Regions from separate parts of the Mus musculus genome. Here regions 1, 3, 4 and 5 are each linked to region 2. The links are chromatin loops, found by intact Hi-C in ENCODE. Cell type or tissue: heart. All regions are shown on one strand. Links, peaks and the distances in the headings refer to the core of each region. The heading gives the core; the rest is flanking DNA. Region 1 overlaps Gm46361 (a long non-coding RNA gene). Region 2 holds the start of Gm36048 (a long non-coding RNA gene). Region 3 overlaps Zfp36l1 (zinc finger protein 36, C3H type-like 1). Region 4 overlaps Gm46361 (a long non-coding RNA gene). Region 5 overlaps Gm51985 (a long non-coding RNA gene).

Region 1 (6,042 bases), core at 662-5,661, 92 kb after region 2:
GACAAATGAGCTTGGTTCTAATCAAACTCACATTACAGAAGTAGAACAGGAGCTGGGTTTGGCCCTAGGACCACATTCTGCCAACCACTGCTCCATTGTGACTCTTCTGCTCCCCTCTGCCTCCTTCTCCATGGTTAGCTATTTATAAGCTCAGACCTCCCGAGGGGCTGGTCTTGAAGTTAAGGACTTTTGCTCTTAGATCTCCCCAGATCTCTAGGACTGAGAAGCTGTTTGGCAAAGGCAAGTGGTTGAATACCAAAACAGCCGCAGAGAAACAGCTTCCTCAGGCCTTGGCGAGACTGTCACACATTTCAGAGCAGATATAATGGTAGCAAGGTCTATAGAAACAGGAATGAGGCCGTTAAAGATTCACTAGGAGAAGGGACAGATAACCAGACCAATCCCAGAGATTCTGTCTACCCCTTTCCTCTGCTCCCAATTCCCCGCTTCGCATGCCTCCCACTTTACATCCCTACTTAAAGTCCTCCCCTTTGCATGGAGGCCACTTCATGTGCTCTTGTAACCCCAATACCTTGCTTTACCAGGATAGACTCAGATGGAATCATTTCTTCGATCTGTCAGTGAGTGCCTTATCATTCCAGAAAATAATTAAGCAACGAGAATTGTTTCTGTGTCCCTGGCAGGAAAAAAAGGGGGCAGGGGCAAATTATTTTACCAGGCATGAGATTTAGTAACTTAATTCTATTGTTTAAAATGAAAGGTTATATGAAAATCCTGACAGATGAGCTTAGAGAGTTTGCAGCGTGTTTCTAATGGGATAGTCATCGTCCTGCCTTCTGGCCTGTCATGTTTGTCTGCCTGTCATGTTTTAACTCACAGCTTCCATAAAACCCCCAGAAAACCTTGTTTTCAATCCCATAGCTACAGCTGAGAGCAACCCTTCCCTGTCTTTATACAGTGCTCTGTGATGGTCAAAGCACTTAGCACAAATCACATTTCATAGATGAGGCAATTGACGCACATTAAAGGACTTGCTTTGATTGGCATTGCTGAGACCTGGGACTCCCACCTAAGAGCCCTACTCATTAGACCAGGCTGACTCCCAGGCATCAGAATGAAACAGCAGTGAGAAAGGAAGCCAGGGGCTGGAAACGGCTCTTCAGTTAAGAGAACTTGTTGTTCTTCCAGAGGGCTGGATTTAAGTTCCAGCACCTACATCATGGCTCACAACGCCTATAATTCTAGTTCCTGGGGGCATCCAATGCTGTCTTCTGGCCTTCTTATTCTGTGTACATGGTGTACATACATGCAGGCAAACCATCCAGACATATAAAATACAATTTAAAATGAACAAGAAAAGAGGAGCCAAGCAGTATTTTAATCCTATTTGGAATTCCAAGGAAACCTTGGAAAGAGTATCAGAACTTTGATGGTATTTGTTAGTGTGGCCCAATAGAAGAGTAGATACCTTAACAAACTTTGCACAAGACACATACATCTTGAAATCAAATCGACTAACCTTCTTGGAAATAGCAAAACTTTACACTAGAACTTGGCTTGAATGAAGAGATTCACAGCAAGCCTGAATCCTCATCACCCTTGTAAAATGATTCAGGCACCCCAGCAAAGACCCCAGTGTCTTGCTTGTGCTTGACCATGAAGGTCACCCTTCACAATGGAAGGTTAATACTGACTCCAAAGTGAGCGAGCCACTGTCTCCATCACTGCCACTTACTACAGCCTGTGCTCCGTGTTCCTTGGAAACCTCTTGCCTCAGCTTGGGCTTGACCCAACCCACTTAGAAGGAGGAGAGCAATTTTACAGCCCTGCGTGGAGTGACTCCAAGCCAGTCGTATCTATTTCCAAGTGATCTGACGCAGCAAGCAGATCATGTTTCCTTTGGAGGCTTGGCTGAGAAAAGCTGGGCTGGCAGGTCTGAGCCAGAGTGAATAAAACGACTGTCAAGAAAAATCCCAAATGGCCTCTAAGGAGGGAGGACTAATGAAATGCTCAGGTCAGAGGTGGGGTGCTTTCTGGGGAGATTGTAAAAAGAAAGGAAGATGAGGTGAGCATGTGTGAAATTTGCAAGAGTCAACAATGACAGGGGACGCCAAGCACACTGGCACATGCCCAGAACGTTCCGAGAGCAGGCACCTAGCCTGAAACAACTCTCTCTCATACACACAAAATCTAACTCTTAATTTGAAGCGTACCTTTACTCAGAATTTTTATTGGAATTTCTTACGGTTGGTTACCTGTCCACCTTGCCCCCATCCTGCCAAAGCCAGCAGCGATTCTAAGTGCTTTGCCAAAGACCAACAAAGCCCTGTATTCAATTATTCTTGTCTCAGGGAATAGAAATTAGGGAATTCCAGGAACGGGATGTGGGAACAACTGAGAAGCTAGGCTTCACTTGAGATCCTTGAAAAAGAAATAAATACCTTGTTGTTGGGATAGAAATAGAATTGGGTCTGCACAGATCATTTGAAAGGAGAAGCCAAGTCTTAGGACTGGCTCTAGCCCGCTGACTTTCTGCTCAGGATGATAAGAGCAGACCATTGACCATCAGATCCCACGGGCATGTGTCTGGCTCTTGGTTCTCTTCTTTGGCTGTACATGGGGTATTTTAAAGGGCAAGACACGGGGACAAAGCTGTTTTTCTTGAGCAAGAGGTGTGTGCGTCCAGCTCCACACTTGTCAGTGAAGCCCTTTTCCATCCAAACAGCTTGGCCACTGGATATGGTAGCAGCAAACGGCCACTTCCCCTTGCCTCATGCCCCTGACAGTCAGCTGGCCTGTTTCAGGGCCCTACTGTGTGCCAGTCATTGTCTTGGAATGGAACCAGAATGCCCTTGCCCTTGGTGTCTTGTCTATGTATCTGGACAGGAGACACCTGGGGCAGAAACAGTGTGAGAAACACTGGAGATTTGAGAAGAGGAGCCACCAGAGTAAACATGAGGACAGAAGGGGTCATCCCTAAGGTCTTTATTCTCCTTTAAGGACCCCACATTGATTTCCAAAATATCAATTATCCATTTGTTATTTAGATAGGCTTGGGGTTCAACATGAAGTGGAATATGGAATATAAAAAAGGATTGCAAGGAAAGGGCTCATGTGGCTTAGTAGGTAGAGTGCTTGCCTAGCACGTATGAGGACCTGTGTTGAATTCCCAGCTCGGCAGAAACCATGTGTGGTGCAAGCACACATATAACCCCCGGGTTTGGGGTGGAGATAGAAGCAAGATAATCAGAAATTCAAAGGTCATCCGTGGTTCTAGAGCGGGTCTGAGGTCATGAAACTGTCTGTGGAGCTGGAGAGATGGCTCAGAGGTTAAGAGCACTGTCTGTTTTACAAGATGACTCGAGTTTGAGTCTTAGTACCCACAAGGTAGCTTACATGGGCCTGTAACTCCAGTTCCATGGAATCCAACTCCCTCTTCTGGCTTCTGTGAGCACTAGCTAGGCACACATCCAGTTCACAGATAAAACACCAAACACCCCACCCATACCAGTTCTGAACACAAAGACTAGCACAAACAGCTACTGTGTTTGAACAGTTGTCTCCCATTTGTAGAGTAGAGAGAGAACCAAGAGTGGCCAGATCCCAGAGGGAATCTGCCATAGCCGGTGTGTGTGTGTGTGTGTGTGTGTGTGTGTGTGTGTGTGTGTGTGTGTCACATTCAGGTTGATGTTGGCACAGATGGAAAGGGCAGATGTCAGTGAGAGAGGGAAGATCAAGAGTGGTTTTAAGTTTTCCATTTGGGTATCTGTGGGATAGCAATTTTGTCAACTGACATAAAAGAGACAGGGGAGGAACATGTGAGGCGATTGTCATAGGAGGCAGGGTCATGATAACCAATATGCTTTAGACATGTGTGATTGGAGAGAACCACACAATGCCCAGCTCGAAGTGTCCTGTAGGCATTTGGAAATACATGTGGGAAATTCAGGAAGATGGCTGGGCCTGAGATCGTAGAGCATGGGTGGTAAGTGAAGCCAGCAGAGTAATAAGGTCACTCAAGCAGAACAAACATATCTGAAAGAGCAAACAGAAGCCCAAACCTAGAGAAGACACCATTTGATGCGGCAGCAGCAAAAGACGCTGGGGAGGAGACAGAGGGAGAGATCTAAGAGGTAGGAGGAGGAAAAAGGAGGACTTCCAGCTACTGTTGACAACAGGTCAGGGCAAAGGTCAGTGGGTATAGGAGCTGTCACTCTGGGTAAGCAGTCTGCCCAGTTCTTAGCAGGTTACTCTTACTGGGGAGCACTTAGGGATACTGGGCCATGAGACAAGCGAGCTGTGTCCATCAGGACTTACTTACGTCACCTACCATTTCTAGATGTGGATGAGTGCTGAATGTCCTACCTATGTAGGGAAGGCCTTAGCTTGACCACACCATTAGCTCCTGTCTCTTACTACCTCTTACCAAGAACAGCACTCATGGACTAGATAGGTGAACAGCCCATATATAGAGGTCTGGGTCCAGGTTTCAGAGTTTTAGATGCTGGGGTTAGTCCTCATGTTAATGCTGATCTAGGTCTCTCCTTAGGCTAGCCCCCTTCCTCAGAAACCCCTGCCACATCCAGACCATCTCTAGGGATATCCCCATCTGCCTTCCTTCTTGTCACAATGATGTCTGCATTTACTGTAGTCGCTGAAGTAGACAGAAAAATGGCATGAAAACTTATAGAGAAGACGGTACAGAAAACCTATCGCTGTGAAGACGCTTTAGCTCAAGTGGGGAGAGTTAGATGGGCTAGGTACCCACTCACTCCACAGAGCTCGGAATGCACGTATCTGTAGTGAATCATGAAGGGAGGGGACGCAGCCTGGTCCTCTAGTCTTCCTCCTCCTTGGAATACATAGGTCCCTTCTAGCTGATGCTCTCTGAGGGACAGGGTCATCTGTCTTGTGTACTTTTCCAAGGTATCCTTCCTCCCTAAGAAAGAACAGGCCAGGCCCGAGCAAAGCATATTGAGACACCCCGACATCGAACACTCCTCGGCCTCCCTGGTCTCATTGTCCACAGCTAAATCACTCTGACCTCCAGGCCATTATTATCAATGGAGTCCTTTTCCATTTCTTCATGGGCTGGTCAAGACTACTTAGGAAGGGGACATACAAGATGCAGTCACTTTACTAAACGAATCCAAAGCAAAACCCAATGGAGACCCCACCACTATGTACACATGGAAACTCAACTTTTAGGGGTCCTGCTTTGGAGGCTCAGTGAAACCTCCTGGAGACAGAAAAAGCCTGGAACAGCTTTTTAAGAACTCTCTGAAGCCAGACGCGTTTTTCTCTCTCCTCCTTGCTTCTCTTGGTCTAGGAGGCTGCTGGCCTGCTTCCCGTCTTGCCCCCACTTCTCTAGTGCCCAGAACCCCTGCTGAGATTGTCCTTTTCCTCTGGGACTCCCCCTTCTCCTCCCCCCAGCCCAGCCCAACCACTTACCTCCACTGGGCTCCTGCGTCACTGCTATTCATCTCCTTTAGAGCTGGGCTTGGCTGCAGATGCTGTCAATATGGTAACTTTAGACTCCCTGATTGGAAAGGCTTGCAAGGCCAGTCAGACAGCCCAAGGAAGAGAGCAGTTTGATTTACTCCCTGCAGCTTTGAGCTGGTCCTGCCCCTCCCTCTTTGCCCGAGCTGTGACCTCCTCAGGTCCCATCCTGTGTTCACAACAGAGGGGAAGAGAGAGGAGACTGGGCGGTGATCTAGGTACAAGGTTGGCCAACAGCTCAGGAGGAGCTGAGGAGCCAGAGGTGCAGGCCATAATGAGCATGGAGTGGGTGCTGGTGGGGCAAAACAATGCACAGGGCCTGAGACATGAGGATCATCCTCCCACCAGGGCCATGATGGGGGCATCCTACAGGTAACAGGGAGACCCTGAGGCCCCTGGCCCCTCTGAGCTTGTTCCCTTTTCTGTCTTTTCTCTCCTGAGCTCCCTGATTGGGAGCTGTCACTTCTGGGGGACTTCTGGGAATTCTCAAAGTTGTTAGCTACCCTCTGAGACCTCTTCCAGTTCTTAAGACCTCATCTGCATTTGATTTCAGGATGTCCAAGTTGTCTAAAAATTCAGATC
Region 2 (6,042 bases), core at 591-5,590:
TGGATGTGTCAAGCCCAGATCTCAGCCTCTTTGCACAGAAACATGTTGCCTTCCTTGAATCAATTCCTGTGAGACTAAAGAATGTCCCATGTGGCCCAAGCATGATGTAATAGGGATGTGTGCTTTAGAACTCAAGACACACCCTCTGAGTTCCTGGCATCTTTTTACTATAATAATCACACAACCACAGCTTTCCTCCGTGACCCTTAACGGCCAGAGCTGCCTCGCCTTGGCTGTGTTCTCTAGCACGCCTGGACCGGAGGATCAAGCTCTTCTTCCTGTGGGCCTGTGGAGAGTCTGGAAGGGCAGACCTGCCTAACTGGATGTCCAGAGTGCTCTGTGTGGGCAGCTAACTGATGCTCTTGTTTTTCCCGGGCCTTGTCTATTTGGTCAGTTTTGTTCACCTGCTTTAAGGGAAAGAAATAGTGATTTTGCTCACTTGAAATGAAACTGTCTGCCACAGGAAATATTGTAACAAAGTGTAATCACCAAATTGAGATGAGGGTGAAATAGTTCATACTTACTTGTAAGCTGAAATTAGTTGTACTTCCAACCTGTGTCTTTGACTCTAAAGTGTGGCCCCTATAGACAGTCACAAATAGGTTGAAAATATAAAGATTAAAAGTTAAATAAATTTTATATAAATATATACCATATACTTTATAAATATACTATATAAGTATATACTATATACTTTACAAATGTACTATATATACTATACAAATATATCCTATATACTTTAAAAATAAAATTTTTAAAGAGAGAAAGAAAACCATATGTAAATCAATAAAAATAAACTTTAAGACAAAAAAAAAATTCTACCAGAAACAAAAATGGACATGTTGTTGTTAATGTCTGAGACAGGGTCTCAGTGTACAGTTCAGGCTTGCCTTAAATTCATGAACCTTCTGTTTGTTAAAGTCACCAAACCTGGCCTAAAGGGGAAAAAGATACAGGGTACCGACCTAACCAGGAAGATATTTACAATCGATACCCAGGGGCAAAGGGAAAATCAGTTTTCACCAGTGGAGTCTCGCTGGGTATAACAACCAACTCCAAAACAGACCCCATGTTCAAGGGTATTTGACCAACACAAAACTCTGTGGTTTTGTTTTTTGTATTTTTTTTTGAAAGAGAGAGAATATAAAGTTGAGTAGGTAGGGAGGTGGGGGAGGACCGGAGAGGAGCTGACGGAGAAGAAAATATAATCAAAATATAGTGTATGAAAAAAAGTTGTTTTAATTAAGGAAATGTTCCCCTGTCAGGAACACTTAACTATTATAAACATAAATGCATCTAAAAACTGAACCTCCAAAATAATATCTGAAACAAGAACAAGTTCAAAGGGAAAAGGCATCTATAGATTATCTATAGATAATTCAATAGTAAAATTAGGAGACTGCCATATCCCATTTTCAATTATGGATTGATCAGTTGAGCAGAATTTCATCAAAGAAGCAAAAGATTTGAAGAGAGCTGTGAACTTTTCAGTGTGCTCATCGGTCTCTCTAGACCACTTCCCGTGGGAGTGGCATACTCACTTTGAGTGGAGCACCCTCCAGTATGATCTGTATATGATCTGCATATGATCTGTCTATGGGGTTATAATACGGGTCTCAGCACATCTGAAAGACCTGAAATCTGAACAAACTTCTCCAGTTACAATGGAATCAAGTTAGTAACCAATAACAGGCAGAAATTTCAAAAATTCTGAATTGGGTACGGACTTGGAAATAAATAACAAAGCAAAAAATCAATCAGAATAGAAAATAGAAAATTGTGACCATTGAAATAGAATATATACTATACCAAAGCCTACATGACATAGTTGAAGTGGCATTCAAAGGAAAATCTATAGATTAAATGTATATAGCAACATTTATTGCATGTAAAGTACATCTTAATAAAACAAGTTCATTTTGAAAGATTAAAGATCAGCTTTACTGATTAAGTTTATATTCAAACACATGTGTATAGTCATCATATTTTTGCTGATTCCATTATATTGAGGAAAAATCACTGATACTTTCAAGTCACATATGATGTACACTAAAAAAATAAAACAAAACCCAGTGTGGCTAATAAGATATATGAACAAACCATACTCTTATAATAGTTATATGCATGTGAAAGTATTTAGGCAAGGATGAGCTAATGTTCACAATTTACTTTGAAGTGTAACAAATGCAGGTGAGTTGATAGATAACTAGGATGTAAATAAAAAAAGTGTTCATTATAAAGCAACATGATTGGACTATAGGTATTCATTAAAAACTTTCTCCATTTTGCTGTGTACTTAAATTTTCTAATAATGAAATATTGAGGAGAAAGCCGTGAGGAAAAGCTCCCCCTGACCATGTCCTATAACTTACTACACAAGGATCCCATTGGGCTGAGGAAACTCTGTTTTCCTTAAGGAGCACATTCTCTTCTAGATTATACTTTCATAATCCAATGTTATTAGAAGACACTTTGGAAACAACCACTAGAGAGATGCCATCAAAGAACGTAATAGTATTCTGTGGCAATATATGATCTCACAGCCTCAGGTGCAGAACTTCTAGGGGGTTTGTCCTAAAACCTAGGAAATCCCTATTTCATAGAGATTTAGGCCAGCTTACTTTCTATGACTAAATGTCTATGGGAGAAGTGACGTTGGCCAAATGGAAATAAATTAATAAAGCCAGGCTTACTGAGATACGGTCTATTTTCCACCCTGCCATTTCCAGCACTGTATACTTCTTGAGCCCGAGCCTCTCTGATGTGAAAAGACAACTTAGATGCCATTAAACTCCCTGCTGGCTCTTCTCTCATGCCTGTGGCATTGTTGCTGGAGCTTCTGTGTTCCATGGAGAGTGATTTTCCTAGTGACGAAGCAGATTCTAATCGGGGTCAGATCTAGAGACACACAGCAGCTGCCCCCGCCGCCTTTCCTGTAGTTTCTTCAACACAATGACAGGGAATTCCTACGGGAATCTCTGGGTATACTTCAGATCCCCCTCAACTTACTACCTCCTTGCAGACACAGACCTTCCTGTCTGAAGCATTTCCGGCCCTCCTGTCCCTTAGCTTGGAGGACTTTACTCAACCTGGGGAAGGGACAAGCCTTGAGGTTATTAATCTCTTGGATTACTTGATGCCAGGCCAAGCAGCTTTCCTCCTGGGCTTCCAATCATTTGAGGAACCCTTTTGCTAAGTCTTCAACAAGGAGGCAAAACCCTGGCATGCAAGATTATTGTCAGTCTCTTGGCAGAGCTAGAGGAAAGATGTGTTTGATTTAGCAATGGGTTTTATTAGCCCAGACTGCAAATGAAATGAGATAATAGGACCTGCATTGAAAGACATTTCGGAGTCCACAGGTTTCTCCCGAGCTCCTTAGTAGGACCACACATACAGATGAAAGGATCAGACATATCCTGCAAGCACATCCTGGCTCAAGTTATCAACAACTACAGAATCTTGCTGATCAATGGAAAGACTAAGAAAGAATTGAAAGGCTAGCAGGAAAACGTGGGTGAGTGTGCAAGGTGTCACTTCTGAGCTGGCTCTCGGTTGTTTCTTACCACCGTTTCCTCAGCTGAACACACTCCATTGTCATTGTCCGACAGAGAGCAGAAAGCCAGCCCAGCTAGCCACCTGCTCCTACGGGAAGAAAAGGTTTTCTGTACACTTTGACTCTGCCAAGCCCTTTACTCCGGCCCTCACCCTCAACCATTGTGAGCTCTAGGATGTGGGCGGGAAGAGGAAGAAGAGAAAAGAGGAAGGTGCTCATCACCAGGGTTAAAAGCAGCCTTCCGGGCATGGGAGCTGGGGAAGAGAAAGTGGGAGCGCTGGTGCCAGCCTGCCTCCGCGCATGGCTGCCTATTCAAACTTGCTTTCCTAGGCCACAAAGACAAAACTCACTGTTTCCTGAGACTGGGCTGTATTGCAGGAACTGATGGAGCCTGCCAGGACCAAATCTCTCCAAAAGCACCCTCCAGAATAGCCTTTACTCAAAACTCCAAGACCCTGCTCCCTATTGTGTACCCTGGCCAACCACAGAGGAGGGCCAGGCTGGGCTGCTCCAGATGATAGAACGCCTGTATCATAACATAGGGCACGGGCACTATTCCTGGAAGGTGTCCTCATCCTGGAGAAGGACTCCTGTGCCCAGCACTTTCCGTTCCATGGCTCCTTTTCCACTTTTAAGCCTCATAGAAGTAGGGTCAGGCCAGGAAAAACATATGATGCTATAGCAATCTGGAACCAATGGCTTGACTTTGGGTCCTGCCCAAGCGAAGTCTCTTGGCAGAGACTGGGAAGGTGGCCTGCTCTTTTCTATGGCATTTTCCAAGACCCCCGACTGGGGGAGAAACTACAGATAAGTTTTTTAAATAGATACAAGTCAGAGAAGGTCTGGCAGGTCATCACTTTATACATTTATTCTTTCCATCTTTTGCTCCAGAGAGGAACTTGTTTTATATCAAGAGCATTCTAGAAGACGTGGGAGCCAAAAGCAGCTGATTGTGATGGTGGCTGCCACCAAATGCTGTCGATTTGTCACCTCTAATCATGCTATGGAACAGCAGTGAGGGCTGGAGAGATGGCCCAGCAGTTAAGGGCACTGGCTGTTCTTCCAGAGGAACCATGTTTAGTTCCCATCACCCACACAGAAGCTTACAACTCCAGAAAGAATCCAATTTCCTCTTCTGGGCTCTGCAGGTACTAAGCACACCACAGTACATAAACATACATGCAGGCAAAACACCAATACATATAAAATAAAATAAAATAAAATAAAATAAAATTTAGTATGTGTAGTCACACACTCACACATTTAAAGAACAGTAAATGAAAGCAGTTTCATTCTCAGAGAGCTGCAGAGACAGCATGTATGCATGCCGGGTTAGGGAGAAATGACCCTATGCTGGGGAGATGAATACTAGTTTCTGGAAGAGGCAGCGTTTGCACCAAGATGAAAGGCTTAGGCATTCAGAGATGAAAGGCAATGCCAGTGTGGAAGTCACAAACCATGAGGCCACTGCACAGATGCCCTAGTCAGTTCTCTCCGCACCTCCTTTTGCCCCCCCCCCCCCATCTTGAATCATGCAATAACCTTACTGTAGGGAGGAAATGCCTTTATTTGCTAGTAGTTCTTTTGCCTTGGCTGGTGTTTTCAACCCCAGAGAAGTGGATTGGTCTACATCTGTCAAACTGGGGGTTGACATTTGGTGTTGCAAATATAGACTTTGGAACCCTCAGAGGCAGAGCCCGCTTTTTTTTTTCCCCCTACAAAGGACTCAGGGTTTTACTAGTCCCTAGGCCTCCTTGTAGGCCTATGTGCTGGAGAAGATAGAGGAACCTTTGATGCACACATGTACACACTGGAACTCTCCAAACACTGAACATAGGAAGCAGAGGAGCCCACGTTACCAGCGGTAAAGCTGTTTGCTTCAGAGGATAGTTTACCCTGGCGGGGGTCGGGAGGTGCACAGTGGCTCAGTGGGTAAAGTACTTGCTAAGGAAACATGGCTACCTAAGTTCAGATCCCTAGTACCCATGAAGGAAACCAGGCATGGAAGATTGTGCCTCTAACCCCAGTTCTCAGAGACAGGGTGCAGAGACAGGAGAGTCCTGGGGGCCTGATGACCAGCCAGGAGAGCCAAAACAGAGAGTGCCAGGTTTAATTGGAGATCCTATCTCAAAAAATATGGCTGAGAGCAATACTGAAGACATTAAAAGTCTAGCTCGGGCCTCCACACTCCCCCCATATGCTACACATACACACACATATACGTAGATGCTAGCTTTTAGTTTGAATGGTAAAAGGGGACAAAGATTTAGGACATTGGGTCATGTTTCAAGAGGAAAGAATCTTTGTGTATTTACAAAGGCATGGCAGCATTCCTTAGTATCTTCATTGACATTTATGGGGCTAAGACGTGATTTTTATATTCCCCCCCCCCCCACTAGTGTGTGTGAAACACATCTATGAAAACTCAGAGGCTATGTGGACTTCCCCTCAACCTCCAGCCCTTGTGACTGCACCGAAGGGTTTGTGAT
Region 3 (6,042 bases), core at 453-5,452, 310 kb after region 2:
GTCCGGGTAGCCTGGTGCTTAGGGCCATTGCCAAGGACCTTTCTAACATAGTGGGACATAATGGGGCTGAAAGGCTGTTGCTTCCTTTCCTAAGTAGTTTCAGGCTCATCTCTTCCAATTCAGTTCTAGATGGTAGGAATCCAAGCCACCGGTCTGGACAAACTGAAGCTTTGAGCTCCTCGGGGAAACACTTAGATGGGATTTGGAGTGAGGGTCTACAAACAGTCAGCTTCCCCAGGTAACATGGAGCCTCCCTTGGCCTTTTCACCCTTCCAGGGCCTTCTGGATTCAATACATTCCCTTGTTATCTAACTCCAAACACTGACCTCAAAAGAAGATCGTCAGGGTGGCTGCAAGACCCGTCTGAACCCTACTTATGATGTCATGAAAGGCAGAATTAAATGTCCACCACAGGCTCTCTGGCTAAAGTGAATGAGTTCAAGGCGATGGACTAATTGTCTTTGCTTTTAATCAAAATGGAAGATCATCACTACCACCCAAACACATGCTTACACACACACACACACACACACACACACACACACACACACACCAGACTCACACCACACACTCACACTCTATTACACACACACACACACACTCACGCACCAGACTCACACCACACACACACTCACACTCTCAGACCACATACACACACACACCAGACTCACACCACACACTCACACTCTATTACACACACACACACACATTCACACACCAGACTCACACCACACACACACTCACACTCTCAGACCACATACACACACACCAGACTCACACCACACACTCACACTCTATTACACACACACACACTCAACACACCACTCACACCACACACTCACACTCTCAGACCACATACACACACACCAGACTCACACCACACACTCACACTCTATTACACACACACACTCACACACCAGACTCACACCACACACACACTCACTCTCAGACCACACACACACGCACACCAGACTCACACCACACACTCACACTCTATTACACACACACACACACACACACACACACACATTCACACCACACAGTTAATTTTCCCTCTTAAGAAATGAAAAGCCTGGGTTCATCTCAAGCTCCAGGGCTGCCTCTTTTCTTCCTGTATCAATCAGCCCGTCCTGGAGAAGAAATGAGTCCCCATATTTCTACCTCACATGCCTGACAAGCAGTAAGCTTGGTAAACCAAGTAACTCTTGAAATGTCCAGAGAATACTGGTAATTCATGCGGTATTGAACACTGTCTGCAGCAGATCTATGGAGGACAGTGGTATAAAGGTGAAGATGGCTCAACCCTTAAAACTCGCTAACTGTAAGAAGCCAAGGGCTCAAATATCTCTGCCCTCCCCAGGACTCAATTCTCCCAGACCCTACTCCTTTAAAAGAATCACTTTCCAGCAGGGTCCTGGTGACACATGCCTTTAACCCCAGCACTCAGTAGGCAGAGGCAAGTGGATCTCTTAAGTTTGAGGCCAGCCTGGTCTACAGAGAAAGTTCCAGGACAGCCAGGGCTGCAGAGAAACTGAAAAATCCAAAATTCCAAAGAGAGAGGGGGAAAAAAATCACTTTCCAGGGGCTCCCTGATCCTGGCTGTCTGTCTCAGGATCCTCCTGCCTCAGCCTCCTCCAGCAACTCTTGCGCCACAACTGGCCTACCACCTCCCTTGATGGGAACTACTGACTTCCTATACAGTCTATGTTAACCTCCATCTTCCCTTTCCAGCCCTGCAGTCAAATCCAGGTGCAGACTGCCCTTTCCCATCCTGGTGGCTCCTCTGCAGGCAGGCAGTGCTTCCTCATACCGGTTCAGGGGTGTACTGAGGCTAGGACCTTGACTAGGTTAATGCCTATGAGACCAATACCTATGAGCCCTTGACACAGTCAATGTAAGCCAGCAAGTGCAGCATGGGCTATGTACTTTATCAGTAGCACCCTGACCATCCCCCAAAGGAAGTTCATAGTGGGAAGACTGGATGATCCTGTCACAGCTCCCTACAGTAGCCAAGGTCACACAGGTCAGCAAGGATACCCTGGACCTGCTCTCTGCAGGCTCCTTTGCTAAAAAAAAAAAAAAAAATAAATAAAATAAATAAAAATAAAAAATACCTCCGCCCCACCCAAGCTGAGTGACCTTAAGGCATCAACATCCAGAGTTATGGGTTTAGCTTTAAAGATGAAAGACCAGCCACCTCGTTGCCCCAAGGAGTGTCAGACCAAGGAAAAACCTATAGACAAATCATTTCTTGAAAAACGGGGTTTATTGATTTTTAAACTGCAAATAGTCGTTACAAAAAGTTTTTTTTTTCTTTTAAATAAATTCACACAAAGAAAGAGAAATAGAAAGCGACGGTAGTGACCAGCAAGAGGAATAATAATTACATTCATCTTTATGTGTGTGCGCCAGTTGTTTATGTCAACATTGGAAAACTCCAACCTGGAATCCAGAACCACAAATCTGCGAGCGGAATGTCTTGAGATGGGCACATGGAATTCAAAGGGTTTTTCTCTTTTTTTGTTTTCCCTTTTAGAAGCTATACATAAAATGGTGGTTTTCCTTCTGTACTGTCACAGAACTTATACATACATTCTCAGTCCTACCTGTGAAAGGCCTAAGGAGAAAGAAACTCAATTTGCAGTCCAACACAAAGGGGAGAATTTCTAAAATAAATAATCCAACAGTTTTTTGCATTTTTTTAAATTAATTTTTCATTTTTTTAAAATAAAATAACCAAAAAAAGTGTAAAGTTACAAAAATGTTGTTGAAGAATAATATATTAAAACTGTGGAAAAAAGGAAAGACACGTCACAAAATTTTAAGATTAATATGAAGATCATAATTTAACATAAAAGAATATATTCTATGGATTTGTCATCCCGATAAATATGAACAAAATTAACAAAAAAAGCATAGTTTGGCAATAAATACGTTTTGATAAGTTAAATAAGCTTTTTTATATTGATGTGCAGTGATAAGCAACATTTTTGCTCTCCAATTTCTGAAAGTTAGATGAAGTTTAAACCCAGGGAAAAAAGCATTGTGTGGGGGCTCTAAGGTAGACCTAAGGTATTCTAGAGCAAAATCCATTAAAGCTACTTCTACAGGAAATCGTTTTACACAGATATTGTATGTGGAATGCAGACCATTAACTGCTCACCCCTTACATGTTTTTTTTTGTTGTTTTTAGCTTTTCTCTCATTTGTTGTCATTTTTAAGATGTCACATATGAATTGGGGAACTTTAGCACCAAAATCAAGTCTCTCATAGTCCATCTAGTTTCCCCTTCCTCCCCACTTAAAAAAAAAAGAAAAGAAAGAAAGAAATTAAATCACGAAGTCCCACTTATGTCAAAACCTTCGTCCAACTTGTTCAACCTTTGTCCCTGGAGACCTACACAAACCCAGGCAAGATTAGTCAACAGGGGTTCGGGCTGGGAAGTAAAAGGTTTTGAAAGTCAAAATAGACCCCTCCCCCCAAAAAAACCCCAAGTCCAGCAACAACTCTCTGAGGGAGGTGAGTAACTATAAGGAAGAGGAAGAGTGTGCGGGAGACCGAAAGAAAGGTGCACTTGTGTGGCCAGCTGGGGGAGCTGCTGGTTGCGGGTCACCCCACCCCCACCCCCAACCCCACGGGCAGAGGCTCTGGGAGGCCCACGGGTGCCCCCTGGCGTTGAAGAGGTAATGTAGTCACAGTGACAAAGTTAGATTACAAGGCACTAAGTTGCTTCTGTAAACGGTTACTGCTTTTTTTCTTTTGTGATTTGGCACTTAAGGCTTAAGCCGGGGGGGGTGGGGGGGGGTAAAAAAAGGCATCTACTGACAAAAGATGGAACTCTGTTATGCGTGGTTAAGTGGGCTATGAAATGGAGGGAGAGGGTTTCAAGCCAGAAGCTACCAACAAATTGACTTGTCCTTATGTGGGGGGAGGGTAACATACCAAGGTTGTTCTGGGAAAGGGGCTGAGCTTAAATGTATCAATGTGGGGTTTGAGGGAAAGTTAGGGGGTGGGGAGGTGAAGGGAAGAGATGGGGTGGAGAGGTGAAGGAGGCATGGGGGGGGGTCCCTCCCTACCCTGGCTTAGTCATCTGAGATGGAGAGTCTGCTGAAAATGGGCAGGCGTCTTGAGTTGTCCAAGGTAGGGGAGTCTGAGCCACTGTGGCTGGAGCTGGAGCTGCTCAGATAGCCCTCGTGGTCCGAGAGAGAATCCTGAGGGCTGGGGGGAGAGTCAAACATGTGAGGGGATTCGGACATGGGCCGGAAGAGGAAAGTGGTGGGGGAGCCTCCCCCAGGCAGCCCCATGCTAGGAGCAAAGAGGCTCGCCAGCTCCTGGCTGGAAAAGGCGAAGGGGTTATTGGTGCCATCGGGCAGAGTAGGTGAGCCCAAGAGGTCATCGGCGCTCAGGATAGGGGGTGGGGTGATGGATGTGGGGCTGTCCAGCAGCCCCGTGGCAGCGGCGGTGGCAGCGGCACTGGGAAACCCAGCAAAGCTAAAGCTATGCTGGAGGCGGGGACGGTCAGCGGAGAGGTCTCGGCCCCCCGCCAGGGCGCGTCGCTCCTCGGCGTTATGAATGAAGTGGCAGCGGGGCCCGTACGGGCAAAAGCCGATGGTGTGGAAGGTGCGGCACAGCTCCGTCTTGTACTTGGGGTGGCGGGTCAGGCTGCGGAGCTCGTGGATGCCATGCGCGAACTGGCACTTGTCCCCGTACTTACAGGCACCGTTTTCTTCGAAGGGACGGCACAGCTCCGTCTTGTAGCGGCTGGAGTTGACCTGGCCGCTCCCAGGCTGCTTCTGGGTGGGCAGCAGCCGCTCGCCCCCTTCGGAGAAAGAGCGGTCTCGAAAGCGGCTGTCGCGTGAGCTCAGGGACGGGGCCGGCTCACCCTTAAGGCTGCTGAGAAGCTGGTTCTGATGGAACTTGGAGCTGGGCAGAGTGACCGAGTGCCTGCGAGGGAAGCCCCCGCCAGCAGGGGTGCCCACTGCCTTCCTGTCCAGCAGGCAGCCCCCAGCGCTGGGAGTGCTGTAGTTGAGCATCTTGTTACCCTGGGAGGGGAGGGAAAGAAAGGGACGGATGAGTGACTGAGGACATCCACGAGGCCAGGGCATGGTGTCCACAAAGGACAGCACCTCTCCATCTGATAGGCCAGTCTCTCTAAAAGGAGCCACCTGGATTTATTTTGGCACTGCTCATAAGAAACCGCAAAATCCTGCCGTGTGTGGAAGAAAAAGTTATGTATTCATCCCGCCCCGTGCTGACCCGATATGTAGCTTCCTCCTGTCCCTAAAGCTAATTTTCCCCCCTCTAAAATCCGGGCCCCGTTTATACATTCCTCAACTCAGAGAGCCTTTCACACAAGACAGTCCCTTTTCATTTCCCTCCCCCTAAAAGAATCAGGTAAACCTAGTTTAGAAGTTTGGAAGGATGAGCCAAATCCTCTCTCAATCAGTCCCTGCTTACCCGCCCCCCCCCCCCCGCCACCCCCACCCCCACAAAATCTGGCCCCACACTCTCCACCATTTCCTCTTCCACAAGTGTGCCCTTCCTTTGGCAACAGGTTTTCAAACTGTGCTTTTTCCTTGCTTGTGGAAGGGCCTAGTCTGGGATGTGGGTAGAGGGATATAGTGTCTGAAAACACAAGGTTCGGGAAGGGTAGGTATCCCACACCCTGGGAGGGATTTTCTCCCAGCATTCTCCACCCCCTTCACTAGGAAGATGCCTTTGCACTTGGTTTCCTGGCTGCGAGAGAGCTCTGGATAAGAGCACCAGTGTTTAATCTTGAACCAAAGCTGCAGACGAGAAGGAAAGCACCAGCACGCTCACACTCCCCGACTCAGTCAATTGGGGGCGGGGGTGTGTGAGTGAGCAAGGACAGAGGCTGCCACAAGCCCTAGTCACCTGCCCAAACTACCTAAGATTTAGAAAAGAGTGGGGGTGGGAGACTTGAAAGTTATCTCCAGGCCCCTGACACATGTGGGTGTGTGTCATTGTGCAAATTCTAAAGTTAGTCCCTTAGGATCCGCAGCAGGGGATCGGGAATCGGTA
Region 4 (6,042 bases), core at 352-5,351, 110 kb after region 2:
TGCAAAGCCTGCCAACGGCACTTAGAGGAAATACGTAAGAGGAAGCAAAAGCTAGAAGTGTTCAGGTACAGGCTGGGCTACAAATATAAGCCAGCCAGACCAGGGATGGGGAGTGAGCAGGAGGGAGGTCTCATGACGGAGACTCTCAGTGTGGCTATTTGTCAAACCACAGCACAGGGTTCCAGGTGGGCACACTACCTGATGCCTAAATACTCTGTCGGTGCTTGGAGAGCCTTCTTGTGGGTATGAGACAGCCATAGAGAGCAACCCAGCCAGCAACGAATGTCTTCGTTCTGAGGCAGGAACTCCGGCTTTCTCTTAGAGGCAGCACATGCTGAATTCAAACACCGCACTTGGTATATCGCAGTATTAGGTTCAGGTCCCAACTTTATGGGTCTCTCTGAGTAAGTGGGAGTAAGCTATATATTTACCCCGTGCCTCAGATTCCTCACCCGGTAAAGGAGGACAACAATACCTACAACAGAGGGTTCTTATGAAGATTGCAAAATCAGAAGTACATGCAAAGCATTTCCCCTGGCCTAGGGAGCAAGGCCCCATTAGCTGTGGTCTTCATTATCATGGAAGCTCCTCCCATCCTCCCCCCACAGACACTCTCTGAAGCTGGCTTTGTACAATTTAAGCACATGAAGAATCGACTTTTAAACTATAAATATCTTCATCCCCAGTTCCCAGAAAGCTTTTGGTTCTCTGTCTCTCTCTATTTCTGTCTGCCTGTTTTCTCGGTCTATCTCTTTCTGTCTGTCTGACTGTCTATCTCTGTGTCTTTCTATGTCTCTCACTCTCTCTGATGTCTCTCTCTGTGTCTCTGCTTCCCCCTGTCTCTCTGTCTCCTTTTTTTCCACAAGCCCTTGCAGTCTGCAATTTAGGATAGGCATGGCTTCCAAAGTCACCATCCTGATCATCCTGAGCATCAAAGTGACCCCTCCTGTGGACATTTGCCTCACTCCAGGGATATATAAAGAGGTGCTCAGCAGATGAGGACCAGACCTTTGCAACCGAAAATTCAACTTTAAAGTTCCAAAGATCTGTCCCAGGAAGGCTGGAGGGCTGTGTGATCTACAAGGTGAGACAGGGAATTTCAAGGTTGGAATCAAAGGCTCCTGAGCAGATGGAAAAAAAAAAGAAACATAGGTATGCAGCCACCCAGACAACAGCCAGTTAACCCTTCCTTTCCCAAGCCCACTGTTGGACTTTATGAGAGTCTCAGTCTCTGAATAGGTATGCCTCAGTTTCTCCTGCAAGCATGCTGTGACACATGGCAAACTTAACTTCTTTTACATGCTATATAATATCAAGAGCAATAAGATAGTATTATTTTATTGGTTCTATATTCTGTTTAATTTTTTGCGGGGGGAACACAAGACCTTGCTATGTACCCCAGGTCGGATTGAAAGTCATAATTCTCCTGCCTCAGTCACCCAAGTGTTGCAATTATAGGCGTGAGTCATCCATCATTTCTAATTCTGATTTTCTTCTCTGACTATCAGTGGTGAAGAGCTGAGTAAGTAAGAGTTGCTGTTACTCAGCTGGTGAAGTAGCTGGGTGGATTAGGGGTTTGCACAAAGCCTGACCACCCCAACTTTGACTCACTGGGACCCAGTGGTGGAAGGAGTGAACTGACTTCTGCAAGCTGTCTCCTGACCACCGCCTATATGTGTGCCCACACGTGCACAGATGAAGAAATAAAAATGTAATCAAAATCAAAAAGAGTCATTGCTGCTCTATAATGAAAAGATCTTCACTCATTAAAGGAACCCACAACGGATCATCTCATGCCTTCTTTAATAGTGCAACTTTGAAAGACATCCAGTTAGTGGCCCAGTGGTTATTTATTTATTTATTTATTTATTTATTTTCTACCTCTTCTGGAGTAGGTGACAGACACCACAGGGGAATGTTCAAGTGAAAAGCCCAGCATCCCTGGAAGACAAGAACAGAAGCCTTTGGACATCTGCACGGGACTCCATCACCAACACATCCAAACACTTTCTCGATCTGGAGGAAGAGCCTATCCCATGTTCCACAGAAGGCCCTGGCTCCTGCCAGTTCCTCCCTGGTTCACTGCTGGGAACCACAAGAGTGGCCTCTCTCATCCCTGCTGCCTCACTGGCCAGTGGAAGGGCAGAGTTGGCAGAAGAGCCTTTGTGAGCCTTGTTGACTCTGCTGGGTTCAGAGAGGCCTTCACAGTTGACTCAGCTAAGGAGAGTTGTTTACTTCCTGCAGCCTTGAGGTCTGCCAAGCACAGGGCCCAGCTGGGCAGTTCAGTGCCCGGGTCTCTCACTCCCACACCAGTACCTGTAGAGATCAGTGAACAGCCCCTGCTAGGCCGGCCAGACTGAGTCTGCACAAGCTGCCTTGGCCCTCAGCACAGACTCCTTCCTCCCTGCTAGTTCAGCTAGCCAGGCCTGCCTTAGTGACACTCCTGGGCTGGGTTTCTTTCTTTCTTCCTGAAGTCCAGAGCCCAGTTATTTACCCAAAGAAAACAGGGAAGTGACAAGGTAACAGAGTACACATGTTGTGAAAATATGCAGGCTGAGGCTGAAGAAAAGAAAACATTCTTCCATAAGGAACTGCCTTGTTAATTCATATTCTTCCCCCTCCAGATTAGAACCAGCCATTGCTTGTGCTCCTTCAAGTACTTTCTGTGGTTCCATGACAGCTGCCTACATGGGGCAAGATTTGGCTTGAAAAATGGGCCATCGGTCATGCTTTGGGTGGGGTGGAGGTTGTGGGGGGGGGTCAGACACTAAAATTCCCAGATAACTCAAATTCACTGCTCGCTCACTCTCTCGGCGGGATACAGGGGGGAGAGAGGTGGCATGGAGAATGGATTGTACAAACGTCAAGACATAACCTGATTTTCCACAAGAAGCCACAGCTCAGTAATGAACAGTCTTTGGAATGAGCTTTTCAACTCCTCTTGAAGTTGGTTTCCGATCCCTGGCAAACCCGGTCTCTGCAGCCTTGAGTAACGGCCACAGGCTGATTCTCGGCAATTAAAAATAATATTGGCCCTGATAGAGAACTCTTGGGCACCCCCCTCCCTTACACACCCTTTTCATTACGTGCCAAAGATTACTTTCCCAAACCTGTTTCAGAACAGCTGGCCGAGTTGGAGGAGCAGGCTCAGCCCTCGTGGCCTGGAGAGAGGCTGCAGTTATTAATAGCATTTGCTCTGCCTGGTGTTTGGGGCAGGAAGAGGGTGACCTGTGTCTGTTTGGAAAGTTGGGTCCTAATCAGTTTGGGGCCTGTTCTCTCTTCCCTGCATTCTTTAAACCTCAAGCTCTATGGATAGTGGCTGAGAGAGCCCACAGAGAGGCTGGGTAGGGCCAAATAGCCTCCCTATAAACCTTCAGGCTTCTCATTTCTTCCTTCGTGGTTGTTCTCTGCCTCTCAGTGGGTATTGGCCAGAGGACTGGCCAGGATCCTTTCAAGGGAGGTCTCTCACAGAGGCCTGGGCTGCCCCTGTTAGCACTTTCTGGTAACAGAGCCTGCTGAGCCTGGTGTTGCAGCTCAGGCCTGCAAGGCCGAGTGGGATCTGCTCCCTTTCCTAAAGGCTTGAGGGTGGTGTGGGTTGGGGAAGTATTTTCAGCCCTTACTGCCACAGAGTCTGTCAGCTTCCCACGGTCAGCACCCAGCAGCCTTAACCTCAGAATGGGTGGAAATCCCACTGTCTCCCCACACGGCCGACCACAACCACCACAAAGCACCTTCTCAAGATACCAGGATAGGGCTGGATTTCAGGCCTGGAATGCTCTTGATTGTCAGGTTGGGTTGCAGCTGAAGTGGAAAACCTTGAGAACAAGGCAGATTATGGGTCTGAGAACAAGGTCTCTCTCCTAGGTGGACATTTCTCAAGGAGAACACGATGGTGGGCAAGAAGCCATATCCAATCAGAAACCATGCACTCCTGGAGGAGGGTACCTCAGAATGAAAGTTTGAAACCTGGGCCACCCACCTTTGCTAGTATGCTTACATGGCCCCCGGTTCCAACAGGGGAGCACAGCCTCTCCCACACTGGGCCAGACTCCAGTCTCTGGCCATAGGTGAAAGACTATTTCCGGTGATTGTTTTGAGATATTTTATATCCAGTGTGTGAAAACATAATAGTGACCGGAAAAATACACACACGCACGCACACACCCTACAAAGGTGGTCCCATCCTTCACTAGAAAGGTCAGAGGACCCTTTTCTCATTTAAGTCCTTGATGTAGATCCAAGGGAAGCAGTTTCTTTGAAGTCAGCAAAGACCACAGCTGGCCCAGCTGCGAGGGTGTGGCTGGGGAGTCAGACAGGATGCGCTGCCTTATCAGGGGCCACTCTAGTTCCCGCCTATAAGGACCATGTTTCCTCCAGCAAAAGGTGACTTCAGAGCCATTTGTTCGGGAGTCCAAGGAAGACTCATTATAACCCAGGGAGCAGAGTGGCCTTATTCTGTCAAAGGCAAGCATTTCTGCTGGGGAGCTCCTACACAGTCCTTGAGTGTAAAACTCCAGGCATGCCATAACCTTGAACTAGCCCTTGACTTTCTCATATGTTGAATTTGGCCATCTTTGAAATCCCTGTAATATAACAAATGACGGTAAGCAGAAAGCCCTGGGTATGGTGGTGAAGACTCAGAGGGCAATGCCAAACAACTTTAAAAATCAGTCACGGGACTCCTGTGACTGACTGCTGGGCAAGGGTGGGACTCAGATCTCCCCCCTTCAGTCTTTAACCACCGAGTAGTAGGATCTGAGAGCCCGTGGTTGCCTGGGTCATAAAATTCAGCTTCCAGGGGCTGGATTCTTCTAGGACAGAGTGCTCACTACTCTCGAAACACATCTGAACTGCTGTTGGAAAATCTGTACCTTTGGCAATTTCTTTCTCACACTAAAGTAGGATCTGCCACTCAGGCTGATCTGACTCAGCCCTGAAGCTATTGTCAAGAGCAGCGGTGTGGCAATGTTCCAATGCCAGGGAGCACAGGCACAGCAAGAGAGCAGCCGCTCCCTCCTGCTGTTTACATCTCTAGCATGCTCATGGGTGTCCTGAGTCCCTGTTGGCTGGACTGATTCATACTTTTACCCTATGTGTTTTCATGATGGCTTGACATGCCAAGGTCAATGTTATCTTTTAGAATATTACCAAAACCCAGGTGCGGTGTGCATGCTTTTAATCTCAGCATTCAGGAGGCAGAGACAGGAGGATCTCTGTGAGTTAGAGGCCAGCCTGGTCTACTGAACAAATACCAGGGCAGCAAGGGCTTCATAGTGACACCCTGTCTTAAGACAATTTATATATATATATATAAAATAAAAATTGCTGGGCTAGAGAGATGGCTCAGTGGTTAAGAGCACTTACTGTTCTTCCAGAGGTCCTGAGTTCAATTCCCAGCAACCACATGGTGGCTCACAACCATCTGTAATGGGATCCAATGCCATCTTCTGGTGTGTCTGAAGACAGCGACAATTATTCAAATATATAAAAATAAATAAATCTTTTTAAAATTGCTAAAAAAGACACGAGCTATAGAGACTGGGAGATGACTCAGTCCATAAGAAGTCTTTGAAAACCTGAATTTGAATCTCCAATACCAGGATTAAAATCTGGGTGTGGCCACATGCCTCTGACCCCTGTACCTCAGCAAACAGAGACAGAGGCATCATCCTGGCTGCTAGCCTAGCTGTAGGCATAGACACAGGTGTGTGAACACACAAACACACGGGTGCACATACCACTCACACACCAACACATATAAACACATGACAGAAATAAAAATGAAGAAATAAGCCAACTTGGGTAACGATAATGACAGTAATGACAATATGCTTTATCCCCTGTGTCCTCAGTGCAGTGGAGAACGGACCTGGGCCTCTTCCCTCTGGGGATGTTGATCATTCTTATCCACCTCTAGTACCATCTTGGGTACAAGCTGATGCTACCAATAGATAGTTTCTTTTTCAATATACATTTCTGATTAATATCCCCACTCAGCTCATCCTTTCTCCATATATTAATATGCTATTGTTTTTAGAGACT
Region 5 (6,042 bases), core at 369-5,368, 130 kb after region 2:
GCTAAGCAAACACATACAATGTTCCCAAGCCTTCCTGGTCATTGTATGGGTAAGTCCCAGACGCTCATGCAAGTGTGAATACACATGGATTGAACCTAGATGTCCAGTGGGTTGCAGAAGGACTGTCAGAGGAAAGGGAGGAAGGACACTGGGTGGGAAGGGACTCGTGTGGGCAAAGCAGTATTTTAATAAGCAAGCCAACTCCAAGAGACCCGAGGTCAGGCAGGGAATGGATACCCATCACTACAATCCCTGCAGACTGCTAGTTACTGGATAAAAAGTCAGCTCCCTCTAGCTGTGAGCTCCACAGAGCCAGCAGCCAGGGAGTCCCACTCTTGGGCTGCATGCCAGTATCCAGCAGGATGCCTATACCCGGATGGCCTCTTAACATGGGTTGTCAGAGAAACCCTTCTGTAGAAGCAAAAGAGGACAAGAGAGCCATAAAGATCCTTCTGGGACTGGGGCATTTGGAGGAGGGGGGTCATCTTCCTAGCCTAGTTTTATGCTTTGAAGAAAATCCGGACCCCAGGCCTCTCCTAGACCCTCCTTATTGTGGAATGCAGCTCACTCCAGCCCTCTTGAAAGAATTGGACTCTGAAATCCAGAGCTAGCCCTGATGAAATGAAGACTCTGGACTAGAACTAAAAGGCCAGAAGATTCATATTCTCTCTCTCTCTCTCTCTCTCTCTCTCTCTCTCTCTCTCTCCAGTTCTCTTAAATGGAGTAGAACCAGGAACTCTAGCCACTCTAGTTATCAGGGCTCACACAAAGCATCTCCTTGCCTTAAAATAAATAAATAAATATTTCATATATTTTAATATATAATTGATTTTAAACACACACATATATGATTCTGAGCGCGCACGCGTGTGTGTGTGTGTGTGTGTGTGTGTGTGTGTGTGTGTGTGTGTGTGCTCGAGCACATAGACAGACACAGACAGACAGACAGACAGACAGACACACACACACACACACACACACACACGTATATAAAACAGGATCTTATAGTCCAGGGCACCTCAAACTCTCAGAAAGGCTCCTGCTTTAGCTTTCCAAATGCTGAGCTCATAGGTTTGAGCACTCATACCTATGCAGACAGGCCTCACACTGCCTTGTTTCTTGCTTCCACTGAGATTGAAGCAGCAGACTCTTAATTTGTTTGCTGGTCAGGGGTGGGGCGATTCTCTCCATCTTGTGAGAGAGACCATCTGAAAGAGATTTCATCACATCCATCTCCTGAGATAACAAAATCATATCAAAGTCTTATCCGAGCCCCCAGGGTGCAGCTGTCTCCTGTCATGGCCTTCTGATCCTCACTGAAGAGGTCCCTGCTGGCATCTGTGACTCAGTCCCAGTGTTGGGGTTTAACAGGCAGCCAAGTGAGACCATGTGGGACCAACTGCATGCTGTGGGCTCCTTGGTCCATCCTAGATCCTGGTGGGAAAGCTTTACTCCAGAGAAAGAGTGACACCAACCCAAATGGCTGTCAGAGTGGAGTGTTAAAGAAGATGGTAGGGTCCTGGAGTCTGCCTCCTGCTTGTTCCATGAAGAACCACAGACCCCACTGGATCAGGGAGTGAGCTTGCAGGGGCCCACTAGGTACCATAACACACATCACAGTCTGTGATACAGTGGTACTCAGAAAAGAGCCTTACAGATTTTGGTTCCAGTTTTGCACTTGGCAATATGTGGCAGAAGGAGAAGTGAGCCCTCTGCCTGCAGCTCCCTCTCTTTAGGGTAGGTGTGATACTACCTACCCCGTGGGGTTGATGGAGGCAGGGGACCCACACCGGCAGGCCCCAACCTCATGAATGATAGCATCCCAGAATTGTTCAAGGACCATTAATAGTAGTAGCCTTTCCTACCCTGATGTTGGGGTTTCAGCTTTTCCTCTAGCTGTCACATTTGTGTGCTGTCTGTGAGTATTATTAGCCCCCTAGTCATGAACCCTGTTTCCAACTGTACCCATGTATACTTTCATCTCAATGTGAAATATGGGTCCCAGGGAGCTGTCTAATGTAGACAACATAGCTATGTCGATGAAAGTTCCAGGCCTGGCCAGCCTGAAGGGGAAGCTCCTAGAAGAGAAATCAAATCTAGCCTTCCCAATGGAGTCTTCCAGAACCTTCCCCACTTCCCACAAGCAAGTAAAGTGGGGTCTGGTTTTCATCTCGTTCACTACCTGTGTTTCCTTGAGAGACAGCAGGATGTTGTTGCCATGACAGTGGTGTGTATGTGGAGCTGGGGGGAGGGTGGGGGGGCTTGGTAGTTTCCCTGAGGAGGTGGCATGCTCTGTGGCTGTGGTTCCATCTGTACACCTAGGCAGATGATATGGAGCATAGAGATAGATGAATGAGCCACAGGGGATGGGAGGTGGGGGGGACGGACTCTCGAGGTTTGCATGAATGCTGGGCTGATTGAGCACAGCTGTTCCCTCGGCAGTGCTTGGCTGCTGCTGCTTTTCACATTCATTTCATGGGAGGACAGAGAGGCAGCTCCTTGGATGGTTCTTGGAGTGTATGACTGGGAGACCTGGGAGTCCCTTAACAGTGTCTGGCCTCAGTTTTCTTCTGGAATGTAGTATTCATACAAGAACCTTCCTGAAGACCGATACATATATATATATATAATTTCCCCCCAACAGCAATGGCACATTTGCCAGAGGGTTAAATGAGGTGCTACTTAGCAGGAATGTGGCACAGAGAGTATTATCTGGTTGAGAGATGGGACCTGCCATTTTGGTAACTGTCAAAATGGGCAAGCCTGAGATAGTTGGCTCAAGCTGAAGGCACAAATAAGAGAAGGTGCTACAATTTGCAAAAATTAAACAGAGCCCCCAGCTCCTGAGATCAGCAGCTCCTCCCTTCCCCCTCCTTCAGCTGCAGAAGTTTAGACATGTGGTTCCCCAGGCTGCCCCAGTAAGCTAAAGCTTTAAATAAATACACACTCCAAACTGCCGTGCCATCTCTGCCCCCTGGCTGCCCCAGGCTCCTCCCTCTTCTTTCCTCTCTTGCCAGGAGCCAGGCCAGGTGGAGCTCTGGAGAAGGTATCCCTTCTGCTTGCACGTATGCTGTCCCAGGGGCCTGCGCAGGACACAAGGGGCATCCTGATCCAGTGCAGACTCTCCTCTTCCTGGGTTTGTTAGGAGCCTGACCGGCCCTGAGTCTTATGACTTCAACAGATGTTTCTGCTTAAGGAGTCCTGGCATCTTTACGGCCTGTTTTTTCCATTCTTGCCTCTCTTCCTCTGTCCCAGCGGCTCTGAACACAATTTAGACTTCATTTTCTTTCTAATGGTTACAGGGATAGAAAAGGCTAGGTTTGGGTTTAGGTTTTTTGCTGCTGTTGTTGTTGTTTCTTCTTCTTTTTCTTAACTTTTTTTTCTTAGCTCTTCTACACACACACACACACACACACACACACAGACAGACACACACACAGAGAGAGAGAGACTTCCATAGGTCTATGTTCCCAGTGTATGTTACTATCGAAGCAACATTGTTACATTGTGTTTCAAAGTCTCCTTTCCCATCTACCCATGCCTCGTATTCTTTGCTGTCCATCCCACCTAGATTACCGCAGGACTGATTGGAGTGTCCACTCTGATGTTGGTTCTGAAGGTTTGTAACCATCCCGGCCTAATGCCTGTCTTCCAATAAAGCATAAGGAGCCTCGCTACTGTCTATCAGAGTCTGGGGAGGCTTCTGCAGGTCAACAAGACTGACAGTTCCCCCCAAACTCTGTCTAGCTAGCCTACCTCTCTGGGCTCAAGGGGGGTGGGGGTGGGGGGCGGAGTTGACAGTTGTTACAAATGGAACCAGTTTTCCATGGGCAGGTTGCAGGCTTGCAACCAGCCCAACCACTCTTCAGATCACACCTGTAATTCCCTCTCACCTGCTGGCATGACTGGATGTTCCCAGTCACTTCCCCTGCAGGGCTTAGAGTGACCTATCCCAGGACCTCGGCTCATGATTTGTGTACGCCCCGGGCTGAGAGCTGTTCATTACCTGCCGAGACTGACAAGCAGACCAGAATTTCTCGTCTGGGCTCCCACAAGAGTCTAAGCAGTTCTTCCTGGAGTCCTAAATGTTGACTCACCTGGGTACTTAGCTGGGGTTAGACCTGTGTTTTACTGTATCCTTTGTTTAAGACTCACATTCTAGAATACTATAGTGTGGAGCTAGCTGCCCCAGGCTGTCCACTCCACCTTGAAGCTGACTATGAGGGCAGAAGTGGGACAAAAATCTTTTGGATATCCATCTTCAATGCCTTTTCCACAGAGAGCCTTCCCTGATGGCTAGGCCAAGCCCTGTGAAGTGTTCATTAGGTGACAACCCCCACCCGAAGAGGCTACCCTCCTGTCTCGCTCTTTCCCATGATACCACCACACTCATTTTTCTCGTGGCCTTCTCCCCCCTCCCCTTCCTATTTAAACACAGCACAACTCTGATTCTCGCTTGCCCAGGCTTTGGAGACAGAACTGTATCATCTTCTCCTTTTGAGTCTGTTTGGTGAAGGCAGACACTGCAAAATGGGTCAGATTCCCAATAGCATGATGTCGCACATAGGGATAGTGGGAAATGGATATTGGAATAAGATTCCGAAGGAATTCTGGGAAGCATGCTGTACAGCAGCCATGCCTAGAGCCTCCATCAGCCTGGCTTTTGACTTTACTTCATACTTGTCTACCATTGAAGAGGAACAAAAGCAGCCTCTTAGCTCTTTCGTCAGCAAATAAATCCCTTCAGAATTCCCCCACCCACAACATGGACACTTCCTAGAAACCTCTATTGACATCCTAATCCTAGAGCCCATGGATGGTCAAACTCATGTCTGCCCTAGAACCCCTCAGGATCTAACCTCTTCCCTGGGCATATGCCAGTACCCAGCCTTGGCAAGTGGAACAGTGTCGTGGTGGCTCCGCACACCAGCTGTATCAGGCATTGTTCATCCTGTTGCCGAGGTATCCTGCTGCTGGATGGGGCTCTGGTTCTACTGAGCAAGCGTTTAGAGACCCAAAGCCACACCAGGACTTGCAAACCTGTGCATACGTCTAATGGGACAGAGGGGGAATTCACATCTGGGTGTAAATAGCTGGCAACCAGGCCTAGGCTCTCTTTTCTTCATCACCAGAGGCCTAGTGGGAGGTCCTACGTACCTGGGCGGGTTGAAGGTGGAAATCTCTGGTCTGGCTTGATCATAACATCACTGTCATCCAATTATGGGCAAAAAAAAGATGGACTTCAGGACAGCCAGGGCTACACAGAGAAACCCTGTCTCGAAAAACCAAAAAAAAAAAAAAAAAAAAAAAAAAAAAGGACTTCCTCAGTCTCTGAACAGTTCCTTCTTGTCACTCAAGACAGGAATATTGATCCATTCCCAGCTTTTCTATAAACTTCCCCAATCCCAGCCTCAGGCTTGGAAGAGGAGATGGGGGGTAGTGGGTGGGGCTGTGGAAGGCAGCCATATTTCTGGCGCAGTAAATCTTTCCCTGGAGACAAGACAGCTGAGTTCATCAGCCAGCTCTGGGTCTGCTCAGAATGATCCCTCCCCGACCCCCAGAAGACCCTCAGCAGCTTGGGAAAGCACTGGCTCACTCCGGCGGGCGCTGGGTTTGTGTATATGGGACTGTCAGGCTGTGCAGGGGTGTCTGATGACATAGTAGAGCAGCTGAGAAGAGCAGACCTTTTGGAGTGGAGACAAAAATGTTAGCCTCAAGGGAAACTTGTGACCCCCCTCCTCCAGGCTTCCACCCCCCACAGGCTTTGGAAAGCCCACTCCAGGACTTCTCATGAGCAGCTGAGCCCATAGCCTCCTCTCTCAGAACGCCATTAAACTCTGAGTGATCGAGGGAAGAGGATAAGGATGTGTGTGTGTGTGTGTGTGTGTGTGTGTGTGTGTGTGTGTTTGTGTGTGCACAAATGTGCCACCATGTCTCTCTCGCCCACCCCTCTTTGCATTCTGCCATTGTTCACACCCCATGCCAGTCTCCTCATCTCATTCTCCTCGTTAAGCCTTCACCTTCATCTTCCCCTTCATTGCT

What was found. Peaks named below come from ENCODE experiments on the same cell type or tissue, not always from the same donor. Only the 100,000 strongest peaks of a DNase experiment are listed, where the experiment ranks them.
Region 1: it touches region 2 in a loop (2.1-fold over the local background); 2 of 42 quality-filtered maps call a loop at or near these places.
Region 3: it touches region 2 in a loop (8-fold over the local background); 5 of 42 quality-filtered maps call a loop at or near these places.
Region 4: it touches region 2 in a loop (2.0-fold over the local background); 4 of 42 quality-filtered maps call a loop at or near these places.
Region 5: a loop joins it to region 2, with 4 times the contacts of the local background. A loop is called at or near these places in 2 of 42 quality-filtered maps.

The regions. Positions count from the first base shown.
Region 1 is chr12:79,885,588-79,891,629 of GRCm38, forward strand. The region is part of intron 1 of Gm46361 (a long non-coding RNA gene); the gene reads left to right. Among named protein-coding and RNA genes, the nearest start is that of Gm46362, 4.0 kb to the right of the region's middle. In heart, for the core only: a CTCF peak has its summit at 3,411 (motif pointing left); DNase peaks (open chromatin) are centred at 1,104, 1,814, 2,674, 5,614 and 1 weaker place; H3K27ac peaks cover 903 bases.
Region 2 is chr12:79,793,476-79,799,517 of GRCm38, forward strand. All of the region lies in intron 9 of Rad51b (RAD51 paralog B), which reads left to right. Gm36048 (a long non-coding RNA gene) reads right to left here and starts at 5,462. Exons shown (of 5, transcript XR_003950298.1): 1 at 5,101-5,462; 2 at 525-582. RefSeq lists an enhancer at 2,319-4,897. In heart, for the core only: no CTCF peak of the experiment used is centred there; DNase peaks (open chromatin) are centred at 2,966 and 3,756; H3K27ac peaks cover 1,564 bases.
Region 3 is chr12:80,105,507-80,111,548 of GRCm38, forward strand. It overlaps Zfp36l1 (zinc finger protein 36, C3H type-like 1), which reads right to left. Exons shown (of 2, transcript NM_007564.5): 2 at 2,254-5,042. The coding sequence ends at 4,083. Among named protein-coding and RNA genes, the nearest start is that of Zfp36l1, 4.5 kb to the right of the region's middle. In heart, for the core only: CTCF peaks have their summits at 3,561 (motif pointing right) and 4,955; DNase peaks (open chromatin) are centred at 1,817, 3,615, 4,305 and 4,985; H3K4me3 peaks cover 1,945 bases; H3K27ac peaks cover 1,927 bases.
Region 4 is chr12:79,902,855-79,908,896 of GRCm38, forward strand. It overlaps Gm46361 (a long non-coding RNA gene), which reads left to right. Exons shown (of 2, transcript XR_001780641.1): 2 at 971-1,728. Among named protein-coding and RNA genes, the nearest start is that of Gm51985, 4.6 kb to the right of the region's middle. In heart, for the core only: a CTCF peak has its summit at 3,141; DNase peaks (open chromatin) are centred at 2,337, 3,067, 4,287 and 4,987; H3K27ac peaks cover 4,340 bases.
Region 5 is chr12:79,926,080-79,932,121 of GRCm38, forward strand. The region is part of intron 1 of Gm51985 (a long non-coding RNA gene); the gene reads left to right. 9430078K24Rik (RIKEN cDNA 9430078K24 gene) reads right to left here. Exons shown (of 4, transcript NR_131074.1): 2 at 5,158-5,272. Among named protein-coding and RNA genes, the nearest start is that of 9430078K24Rik, 7.2 kb to the right of the region's middle. RefSeq lists an enhancer at 1-773. In heart, for the core only: a CTCF peak has its summit at 3,011; DNase peaks (open chromatin) are centred at 2,442 and 3,102; H3K27ac peaks cover 4,483 bases.